2 separate regions of the Homo sapiens genome follow, and region 2 is linked to region 1. Evidence: read pairs that join two places in POLR2A ChIA-PET (ENCODE). Cell type or tissue: GM12878. All regions are shown on one strand. Each heading gives the region's core, and the rest is flanking DNA. Links, peaks and the distances in the headings are about the cores only.

Evidence for each region. Peaks named below come from ENCODE experiments on the same cell type or tissue, not always from the same donor. Only the 100,000 strongest peaks of a DNase experiment are listed, where the experiment ranks them.
Region 2: POLR2A ChIA-PET joins it to region 1 with 10 read pairs; 4 of 35 experiments call an interaction of 5 or more read pairs at or near these places.

What each region holds. Positions count from the first base shown.
Region 1 is chr7:129,061,851-129,067,226 of GRCh38, reverse strand. No RefSeq gene overlaps it. Among named protein-coding and RNA genes, the nearest start is that of TNPO3, 9.4 kb to the right of the region's middle. In GM12878, for the core only: no CTCF peak of the experiment used is centred there; no DNase peak of the experiment used is centred there.
Region 2 is chr7:129,160,481-129,165,856 of GRCh38, reverse strand. TSPAN33 (tetraspanin 33) reads right to left here. Exons shown (of 8, transcript NM_178562.5): 2 at 4,121-4,178; 3 at 3,336-3,463; 4 at 2,950-3,024; 5 at 1,288-1,383. It also overlaps the pseudogene RNY1P11. Among named protein-coding and RNA genes, the nearest start is that of TSPAN33, 18 kb to the right of the region's middle. In GM12878, for the core only: a CTCF peak has its summit at 1,745 (motif pointing left); no DNase peak of the experiment used is centred there; H3K27ac peaks cover 2,444 bases.

The DNA.
Region 1 (5,376 bases), core at 233-5,232:
AGCCGGTGCACCTAAATAATAAATATCCTCCTGAACCCCACTGGTCTCTCTGATTCCTTAAAAAAAATTCTGTAACATCATGATTCATGGAAGTTCAAGATCTCGGTTCAGTGTCCTCCACCTCCAGCCCCTCCCACCAGTTTGCATTTGCTTTGCAATTGAAATCCAGTGAAATGCTGGCTATGACTCAGGGTGGTTCTGAGCTGAAGAGCCAGACAAAGGCAGATGCTGTCCTCAGCACGCAAACCCTGAATTGGGTTTAATTGAGGGAAAAGAAATGTGTTTGGTGCTGGGTTTGTGGCTGTCTTAGGTTGTGCAGCTGCAGGAATTTGGTCTAGAGTATGTGCCCTGAGGGCTGGTAAGTCAGGAGAAGTTGAGTCAGGAGAGGTTGGTGCCATGTGGCCTTTTCTCCACAAACAGCCACCAAGATTCAGCCAACACTGGCCCCTGACAATTATAACTTCAAGTTTATAGTGTCATTGTTTTGGGGGGCAGGGAAACTCCAGCTGTGTTGTTTTTGATAAAATATGCTTGTTAAGAATGTAAGTAATCACTGGGTGTGGCGGCCTGTGCCTGTAGTCCCAGCTACTTAAGAGGCTGAGGCAGGAGGATCGCTTGAGCTCAGGCATTCAAGGCTAGCCTGGGCAACATAGCCAGACTCTCTCTTTAGCTGTGCAGTGGAACAGGCTGGGCTGCGGGCAGCGTTGCCTCACACGGAGCAGAGCTGAGCCGAGGCGGGACCCAGAGCCTGAGCAGCCGCCGCCATGGTGATCAAATTTCTGCAAGTCATCAAGCCCTTCTGTGTCATCCTGCTGGAAATTTAGAAGCTGGAGAGGAGGATTCAGTTTAAGGAGAAAGTGCTGTGGACCACTATTGCCCTCTTTATCTTCTTAGTGTGCTGCCAGATTCCTCTATTTGGTATCATGTCTTCAGATTCAGTTGACCCTTTCTATTGGATGAGAGTGATTCTAGCCTCTAACAGAGGCACATTGATGGAGCTGGAGCTGGGGATCTCTCCCATTGTCATGTCTGGCCTTATAATGCAACTCTTAGCTGGCGCCAAGATAATTGAAGTTGGTGGCACCCCAAAAGACCAAGTTCTCATCAATGAAGCCCAAAAGTTACTTCACATGATCATTACTATTGGCCAGTTATTGTGTATGTGATGACAGGGATGTACAGGGACCCTTCTGAAATGGGTGCTGGAATTAAAAAAAATTAATTTTTAAAAACTATAATAAATGTAAACAATCACTATAAAGAAAAAATTCAGGCTGGGCGTGATGGCTCACGCCTGTAATCCTGGAATTTTGGGAGGTTGAGGCAGGAGGATCACTTGAGGCCAGGAGTTTGAGACTAGCCTGGGCAACATAGCGAGATCTTATCTCTACAAAAAATTTTAAAAATTAGCATAATGGCACAGGCCTGTAGTTCCAGCTACTTGGGAGGCTGAGGTGGGAGGATCACTTGAATCCAGAAGTTTGAGGCTGTGAGAGCTATGATCCCACCACTGCACTCCAGCCTGGGCAACAGAGCAAGAACCTGTCTATAAAAAAAAAGATTCAAATGATGTGAACCTTATTAACGCATTCAACAACTATTTATTTTCTGTCTACCATATGCCAGCCACTGTTCAAAGCACTGGGGATATGGCAGTGACCAACACAGAGTTTCTGTTTGCATTGTTGACCTAAATGAAAGAGGCAGAGACACAAAATACAATTTGAAGAGTTTACTAGAGGCCAGGCAAAGTGGCTCACGCCTGTAATCCCAGCACTTTGGGAGGCTGAAGTGGGAGGATCGCTTGAGGCAAGGAATTCAAGACCAACCCTGGCAACAAAACAAGACTGCATCTCAACAACAACAACAAAAAATTTAAAAAGTAGCTGGGCATGGTGGTGCACAACTGTAGTCCCAGCTACTTGCTAGGAGCTACTCAGCAGGAGTATTACTTGAGTCCAGGAGTTGGAGGCTGCAGTGAGCCATGATTGCGCTGCTGCACTCTAGCCTGGGTGACAGAGAAAGACCCTGTCAGAAAGAATTTATTTGAGACAAAGTGAGAAGAGCTGCCCAGAAGTCTCAGACCCAAGTACCCTTGGATATGAGCTCCATTTGGCCTTTACTATAGCAGGTTTTTAAAGTCAAAAAAGGGGGAAACCTAGTAGGCCGATACAAAGTTATCTGTCAAAAATTCTAATTGGTTTATAGAAATAACATTGACTATTGAGTGCCATACACTGTTAAGCTACAGAATGTGGGTTATGGTGTCTGGTATGGCATTATTAGGTTAATTTTAGTTAATTTTTAGCTACTTGTGGCAATAGCAAGGAGTTCAAGAGACGAATACATAGTTCAAAATGGGGAAGTAGGGCGTGATTGTTTCATTTTCATGCCTCTCTGCGCCTGATAATTTAAAAGAATTCTCATTCCTCAGATTAAAGCTATTTTCTTTTCTCATCAGGGAACTTACACTTTAATGAAGGGAGTAGCTAAAACAACAAAAGTATGGAATGTGTCAAGTGGTGATAGTGCTATGAAGAAAAACACAAAAAGGAAACTATAAACTGGCTGGGCGCAGTGGCTCACGCCTGTAATCCCAGCACTTTGGGAGGCCAAGGCAGGTGGATCACTTGAGGTCAGGAGAACGAGACCAGCCTGGCCAACATGGTGAAACCCCATCTCTACTAAAAATACAAAATTAGCCGGGTGTGGTGGTGAGCACCTGTAATCCCAGCTTGGGAGGCTGAGGCAGGAGAATTGCTTGAACCTGGGAGGTGGAGATGGCAGTGAGCTGAGATGGCGCCACTGAACTCCAGCCTGGGCGACAGAGGGAGACTCTGTCTTAAAAAAGAAAAAAGAAAAAAAAAAAAGAAAAAAATATAAACCATTCAAAATCTCATCACCAGAGATAACCATTGTTAACATTTTGTTGTCTATTCTTCCAAACCCCTCTCTTTGCCAATATACAAATATGTTTTTGTATCAACAAGCATTTTTAACAGGCTGATTCATAACCTGTTTCTTTTCCAATAATATTTCTGAGATATCTTTTTGTGTCAATAAACAAAAACTGATACAATTTTGTTTCCAGCTTTTACTTTTTTCTGTCATGAGTCATCAAGCAATTTTTTTTAATATGGAAAACTTCAAACATATAGAAAAGTAGAGAGAATGGTAAACACATTTATTTATTCCCTATAACATTATTATTTTGCCATATTTGCTTTACCTTTTTTTTGGTTTTTATATGTTAAACTCAATTATAGACATGATGAACAGCTTACCTGTTCTGTTTCCACCCCAACTAGGTGAGCTATAATTCAATTCAAAGGGCTGTTGGTTATTTAAAAAACAGCAACTTTTTTTTTTTTTTTTTGAGACAGGGTCTCGCTCTTGTTCAGGCTGGAGTGCAGTGGCACGATCTTGGCTCATTTCAACCTCTGCCTCCCAGGCTCAGGTGATCCTCCCACCTCAGCCTCCCCAGTAGTTGGGACCACAGGTGCTCACCACCACTTCTGGCTAATTTTTGTTTTTTGTTTTTGTTTTTTTTTTTTGTAGAGATGGGGTTTCGCCATGTTGCTCAGGCTGGTCTCAAACTCCTGAGCTCAAATGATCCACCTGCCTTGGCCTCCCAAAGTGCTGGGATTATAAGCATGTGCCTCCATGCCCAGCCCAATTCTGATGTTATTTACCCAGAGTTAGTATCAGACTCCATGGCGTTAAGGGCTCAGTCTTTTATAAGATGCTCTCATTTCAGACATCAGCCTCACTTTGGGATGTCCCTAAGCCCTTGCTCTTTTGACCAACTGGCTGCAAACTCAGGGGTTCCCACAGTCCCCACATGCTTGATAATTTGCTAGAACAACTCACAGAACTCAGGAAAGCATAATACTTATGATTAAAGTTTTATTATAAAACATGGCCTGGAGCAGTGGCTCACACCTGTAATCATAGCACTTTGGGAGGCAGAGGCAGGTGGATCACTTGAGGTCAGGAGTTTGAAACTAGCTTGGCTAACGTGGTGAAACCCCGTCTCTACTAAAAATATAAAAAAATTAGCTGAGCGTGTTGGTGTATACCTGTAATCCCAGCTACTTGGGAGGCTGAGGCAGGAGAATTGCTTGAACCCAGGAGGTGGAGATGCAGTGAGCTGAGATCGCACCACTGCACTCCAGCCTGGGTGATGGAGTGAGACTCCATCTCAAAAAAAAAAAAAAAATTGTTAGAGGCCTGGGAGGAAGACAGAGTTTCCATGCCCTCTCCTGGAATCACGGGGCATCACCATTTCAGCACACCAATGTGTTAAACTAGGATCAGCCACTGAACTTTGGTGTTCAGAGTTTTTGCTGGGGTTTCAAAGTGTAGGCATGATTGATTAAACAATTGACCACATGATTGAACTCATCTTAAGCTCCTCTCTCTCCTAGAGTTCCTACCAGAGTTCCAAGGGGCCCAGAGTCCCAACCTTCTAAACACATGGTTGGTCTTTCTGGTCACCAAACCTCATCCTGAAGATATCTAGGGGTCTGCACAGAGTCACTTCATTACTGTAACAAAGGCATTGCCATCACTTGGAAAATTTCAAGAGCATTTGAAGCACTGTGCCAGGAATGGGGGATGAAGACTTGATATATTCTTTATTATACTACATTGTGCCTAAGTATTTTAGTATATGCAAAACCATAGTACATTGAAGTTATTGTAAGTCAAAAGTGCAGACCGGGTACAGTGGCTCACACCTGTAATCCCAGCATGTTGGGAGGCCAAAGCGGGTGGATTGCTTGAGCTCAGGAGTTTGAGACCAGCCTGGGCGACATGGTGAAACCTCTCTACCAAAAGTAAAAAGAAATTAGCCGGGTGTGGTGGTGCAGGCCTGTGGTCCCCGCCACTTGAGGGGCTGAGGCAGGAGAATCACTTGAGCGTGGGAGGTCGAGGCTGAAGTGAGCTGAGATTGCGCTCCTTTACTCCAGCCTGTGTGACAGAGTGAGACCCTATCTCACACATAAAAAGTGCATTTTCAATTTATGATTTTTGTTTTTCTTTTCCTTTCTTTCTTTCTTTTTTTTAGAGACGGGGTCTCACTCTGTCACCCAGGCTGAAGTGCAGTGGTGTGATCTCGGCTCACTGTAGTCTCAACCTCCCTGGCTTAAGTGATTCTTCTGCCTCAGCCCCCACAAGTAGCTGTTTTGCACCACTATAAAGTCAAAAAATCATGTCGGGGACTGTCTGTACCTCTAAATAAGTAAGGACATTTTCCTATATAGCCCCAATATCATTACCATATGTAACAAAATTAATGAGAGTCATTTCTGCTTGATTTTCAGTGGCTGTCTAGTATCCAAAGCATGCATATATCCTAAAGTTCTTGATGGACAT
Region 2 (5,376 bases), core at 220-5,219, 99 kb before region 1:
CTCACTGCAACCTCCAACTCCCAAATTCAAGCTATTCTCGCACCTCAGCCTCCTGAGTAGCTGGGACTACAGGTGTGCGCCACCAAACCCGGCTAATTTTTGTATTTTTGGTGGAAACAGGGTTTCATCATGTTGGCCAGGCTAGTCTCAAACTCCTGACCTCAAATGATCTGCCTGCCTTGGCCTCCCAAAGTGCTGGGATTACAGATGTAAGCTACCATGCCTGGCCTAATTGTTAACTTTTGATTCATAGCAGCCTTGTTCACAGTAGCCGAACGGTGGAAGCAACCCTTTTCTCCACTGGTGAATGAATGGATAAACAAAATGTGGCATATACATACAACAGAATATTATTCAGCCTTCAAAAGGAAGGCAGTTGTGGCACATGCCAAAACAGAGATGAAACTTGAAGACATGCTAAGTGAAATAACCCACTCAAAAAAGCATTAATACCGTGAGTCCCTTCATTTGAGGTACCTAGAGTTGTCAAATTTACAGACAGAAAGTAGAATGGTGGTTGCTGGAGGAGAGGAAAATGGGGCTTTAGTGTTCAATGGATACAGAATTTCAGGAGAGGAAAATGGGGAGTTAGTGTTTAATGGATACAAAGTTTCAAGAGAGGAAAATGGGGAGTTAGTGTTTGATGGATACAGAGTTTCAAGAGAGGAAAATGGGGAGTTAGTGTTTGATGGATACAGAGATTCAAGAGAGGAAATGGGGAGTTAGTGTTTGATGGATACAGAGTTTCATCTGGGGCAGATGAGCGTTCTGGAGATGGTGGTGATGGTTGCACAACAATTGAAGGTACTTCATGCCACGGATCTGTATGCTTAAAAATGGTAAATTTTACATTATGTAAATTTTATCACAATTTTTTAAATGTAATTTTCTTTTTTTTAGTCTAGTCAAGTGCAGCAGTGAGAAGGGGGGAAAGAGTAGAACAAGGAGTTGGATCTGTAGCTGACTGTGAACAATCAAATGAGATAACTCACTCCCTTTGGACCAGCCTAAAATGTCACTTTTGAAGAGGTAATATTCAAGAATCTGCCCAGTTCCTCACCCCCTGTAGGTAACCATTTATAACACAGTAGATTACTATATATACTGTTCTGTGTCTTTAAAAGTACATTTAAAGCACTCTGCTACGTGTGCTTTTTTGCCAAACCCCTTCCCAGAAGCCATTACCTGGCAGGTAATGAAGAGCCCCACAGGCATAGAGGGTGAGGCATCTCTTGGGATGACATTCACTTTTACCCACAGTCCCCCAGACCACTGGCTGACCCATACCTTTTTCTGGCCAAAATCAATGAGGTTCTGCAGATCCAAGTCATCTCGGTAGTGCACAATGGCATTGTTGATGATCTCACTCACTTTCCCTCGAGCCTGCCGGAGACATGGGCAAGGAATCAGAACACAGGACTAATCCCTAACTTGCTCCTTCCAGCAAAAATAACAGTAGACAGGGATCATCCTTCTTAACTGAGTCTGCCTTGAAATCAGAACCGAGTCCTAATGGTGGAAGATAGCCGGTTCAGTTCCAAAGCCCATCCCAGGGCCCTCAGGTACCAGTGGGCAGGAGAAATGCTGGACCTGCTGTTGAAGCTTTTCAGAGACACATTTCAAGATATACCAATGTGTATCTATCTCTGAATGCTATTATCACAAAATACTTGTTGACTGATAAAAACAAACTAATTTTTAATTTTTTTAGCAGAAAGTAGCTTACTGAGCTGAGGCACTGCCCTCTAGTGGACACTAGATAATTGCATCTCTTTAGACTCAAAACAGAGCTATTTAATACATCATTTCAGGATCTTACTGTAAGCCAGGAGGACTACGAAATTCGGAATTAACTCAGTGGCTCTCGATTTCATAATTTTCTCCCCTCCCCTCCCCTCTCCCTTTCTCTTTTCTTTTCTTGATACAGTTTTACTGTCGCCCAGGCTGGAGTGTAGTGGCGCGATCTCAGCTTACTGCAACCTCCTTCTCCTGGGTTCAAGCAATTCTTGTGCCTCAGCCTCCTGACACCTGGCTAATTTTTTTGGTGTTTTTTAGTAGAGACAGGGATTCGCCATGTTGGCCAGGCTGGACTCGAACTCCTGGCCTCAAGTGATCTGCCCGCCTCAGCCTCCCAAAATGCTGGGATTACAGGCATGAGCTACCGCGCCTGGCCCAATTTCATAATTTTCTACCATAGTCTCTTCCTTCCTGCCCCACTACTTTTCTCAAATTTTCTTTCCTTAGTTTTGTAGTCTGCCCTTGGCAATCATTTGCCTTTTGGGAAAGACATTCTGGTTCTTAAAAAGGACTGTCACTGAATGGCAGACCATTTCCAGATATGGCAAGCATTGTTCAAAACCTTTTATTAAGCCAATCATGGTGGCACATGACTGTAATCCCAGAGACTTAGGAGATGGAGGCAGGAGGATCACTTGAGCCCAGGAGTTCAAGGCCAGCCTGGCAACCTAGTGAGACTCCCATCTCTTAAAAAACAAAAACAACAACCAAAAAAAAAAAAAAAAAGAAAGAAAGAAAAATAAACCTCAAAACAAAATCTTGTTCTCTTCCCCCTTCCTTCCTTCTGTTTATCTCAATAAACAATTTTTAAAAGAAATAAGAGGCTCTTCATATTGTCAGTGGTCCACTTGATTATTGAGTTTGATTCTGTCATTTGCTATTAAAGTTTCTAAGTTATTTTAACTTTGTGTTTGTATAATTTACTTCCCTGTTAGCTTCTCAGACTGTCAGAGGAAAGCACCTTATGATCTTAAAATTCTCTTCAAATATGATGAGTTTACAGGCTATTCATTCACCCCTAATGAACTTTTCAACGACTGATGTTTCTCAGGGGAAGGAGCTGTGGTTAATTAACCAGGCTAAACATGGGCAGGAACCTTCCTTCCTCCCTCTGGGTCACACCTGAGGAGGCCTCCTGGCTCCCAGTGTTACCTTGTCTGAGAAGACGAAGCCCAGGATCCCAGCGGCCAGCTGCAGCAGGAACACAGCGGTGAGGCAGAGGGAGAACTGTGGAGCAGCAGGAAGAAGAGGCGTCTAGGACCACTCATGGCAGCAACCCCTTCCAGGGCCAAGGGGATGCTGGGAGCTGCCAGGCAATTCTCCCAGATGCCCCACACATGAGAAAGGCAGCTGCCTCTGGGACACTGTCTTGGGGGTGGCCACCCTGTGCTGGGTCACCCGGGCTAAGCTCTGCACTGAGGGGTGGACAGCACAGGCTTGGGGGTAGGGTAGGACAAGGCAACCAAAGGGCCGTGGGAGGCTAAGAGGCATGATGGGGAGAGGGCCAGGGTCTTTCCAGTGGGGCCTTGACCACTCACCGTCTGCAGGAGGCAGATGTTCTCGCGGAGGGACCCAATGCAGCCACAGAAGGTGAGCAGGAACATGAGGACACCCACCACGATCAGCAGGATGGCAGGGTCCACTGCCAGGCAGGCTAGGGCTGCTTCTGGAAAAGGAGCCGGCCCTCAGCCTGAGCCTGGTGCCCACTGAGGAACCCCTGGATGGGGTGGGAGGGTGCCCCAAACTGTTCTCCTTCCCCTGGTGGGGGAATCTCCATTATGGTTGGATGAAGGTTAAGGGGAGGCAGTACCCCTGTCCCATGGGGAGAACCAAAAAGGGCCCAGAAGGGTTGTGGCATTTAATTTGAGGAACTAAAGAAATAAAAGCCTTTATTCCTGGGCTTAAGGAGGGGCTGCTTTCGCTCCGCAAAAGAATTGGAATGGCATTAGGCTCACCAGCTTTGCAGATTCTGTTTCCTGGTGACTTGTGTGGTGAAATAGGAATGGTGGTTGGGTTTCTCCAGGACAGAGCTAGGGAGGGGCTAAAGCCCTTGATGACTCTCTGCTCCCAGGGGCCTACCTTCTTTCTCACACACTTCCTAAGCCTCAAATGTAGGCATATCCTGGAAGACTCAGAGGGGCTCAGGGAAATCCAGGGGCACTGGCCTGGGGGGGTCTGACACCTACGTAGACCATGAAGATTTGGCTCCAGGGAGGCTGCCTCCTTTAGCCCCATAGCTTATGTGTGAGGGCCAGGCTGAAGGAGGCAGAGGGGAAAGGGGCATGGCACAAGGTGGGGGCAGGGAGGGAGAGCTACAGCTCACCTGCATGCTTCATTAGCCGAGCGTAGACACCCACAGCCACCATCACCATGGAAATCACCTGTGGAGACAGGAAAAGAGCCAGACCCTGAGATTCTGGAAACCAGAGAGCCCTGAATGCCATGAGAAACCTAGGAGAGCAGGAGAAGGACTGCTTTCCTGGGACCCAAAGGTGAGCATCTTTCACCTCCCCAGTGATTCTGCTGATAGAATCTGTCAGGGCTTTACCTCCATGAGACACTTTTACCCACATCATATTTTTCATTATTCATTCAGTGCTCGTAACACAATTAGGTTGTGAGGCAGACATTATGCCTATTTTACGGATGAGGAAATTAAGGCAATCCAAGGTTAATACTGAAGAGTGATTAAGAATATGGGCTTCAGGCTGGGCATTTTGGGAGGCCAAGGCAGGAGAATCAACTTGAGGTCAGGAGTTTGAGACCAGCCTGGGTAACATAGTGAGAGCTTGTCTCTAGACACACACACAAAATAATAATTAGCTGGGTGCAGTGGTGTGCACCTGTAGTCCCAGCTACTCAGCAGGCTGAGGCAGGAGGATGGTTTGAGCCCAGGAGTGCAAGGCTGCAGTGAGCCATGACTGTGCCATGGCACTGAAGCCTGGGTGCCAGAGTGAGGCCCCGTCTCTAATAAATTGAAGTTAAAATTAAAAAGGACACAGTCTTCAGAGCGAGTCAAACTTGGGTACACATAGGGCAAATTTCTGAGCCTCAGTTTCTGTATCTGAAGATGGGAAGTAAGAACAAACAACTGACAAGATTACTGTAAGAACCAACTAAAATAATGCATGGAAATAATTTAACACAATGCCTGACAATAAATATTATCTATCATTATTAATAGTTAACTTGCCCAGGGTCACACATAAATGGAAAAGTTTTGAATTCGAATCTATCTGCATCAAAGGACAGGTTTTATACCTAAAGCAGGCCTGGGCGGTTGCATACTCCCAGCTCTCTAACCCTCTTAGAGGTCAATATCATGTCAAGTACAAAAAGAAAGTGCACTCCAATGTGAAGGACTGTGTGTGAGTGCATGTATGTAAGCACTGGAACTGCCTTGGCAAAGGAACCTTTATCTTCACAAACTCTGATTCCAGTGTGGAGGAATAGAGAGGAGTTTAGATCTTTCAAATTTCCTGGCTTCTCCCTGAGAGAACAAACCCATCAGAGACTAATAGGAGACCCCAAAGAGGCCTTATCTACCCCCTAGCCCCCAGGCCTCCAGGGGTGCAGGAG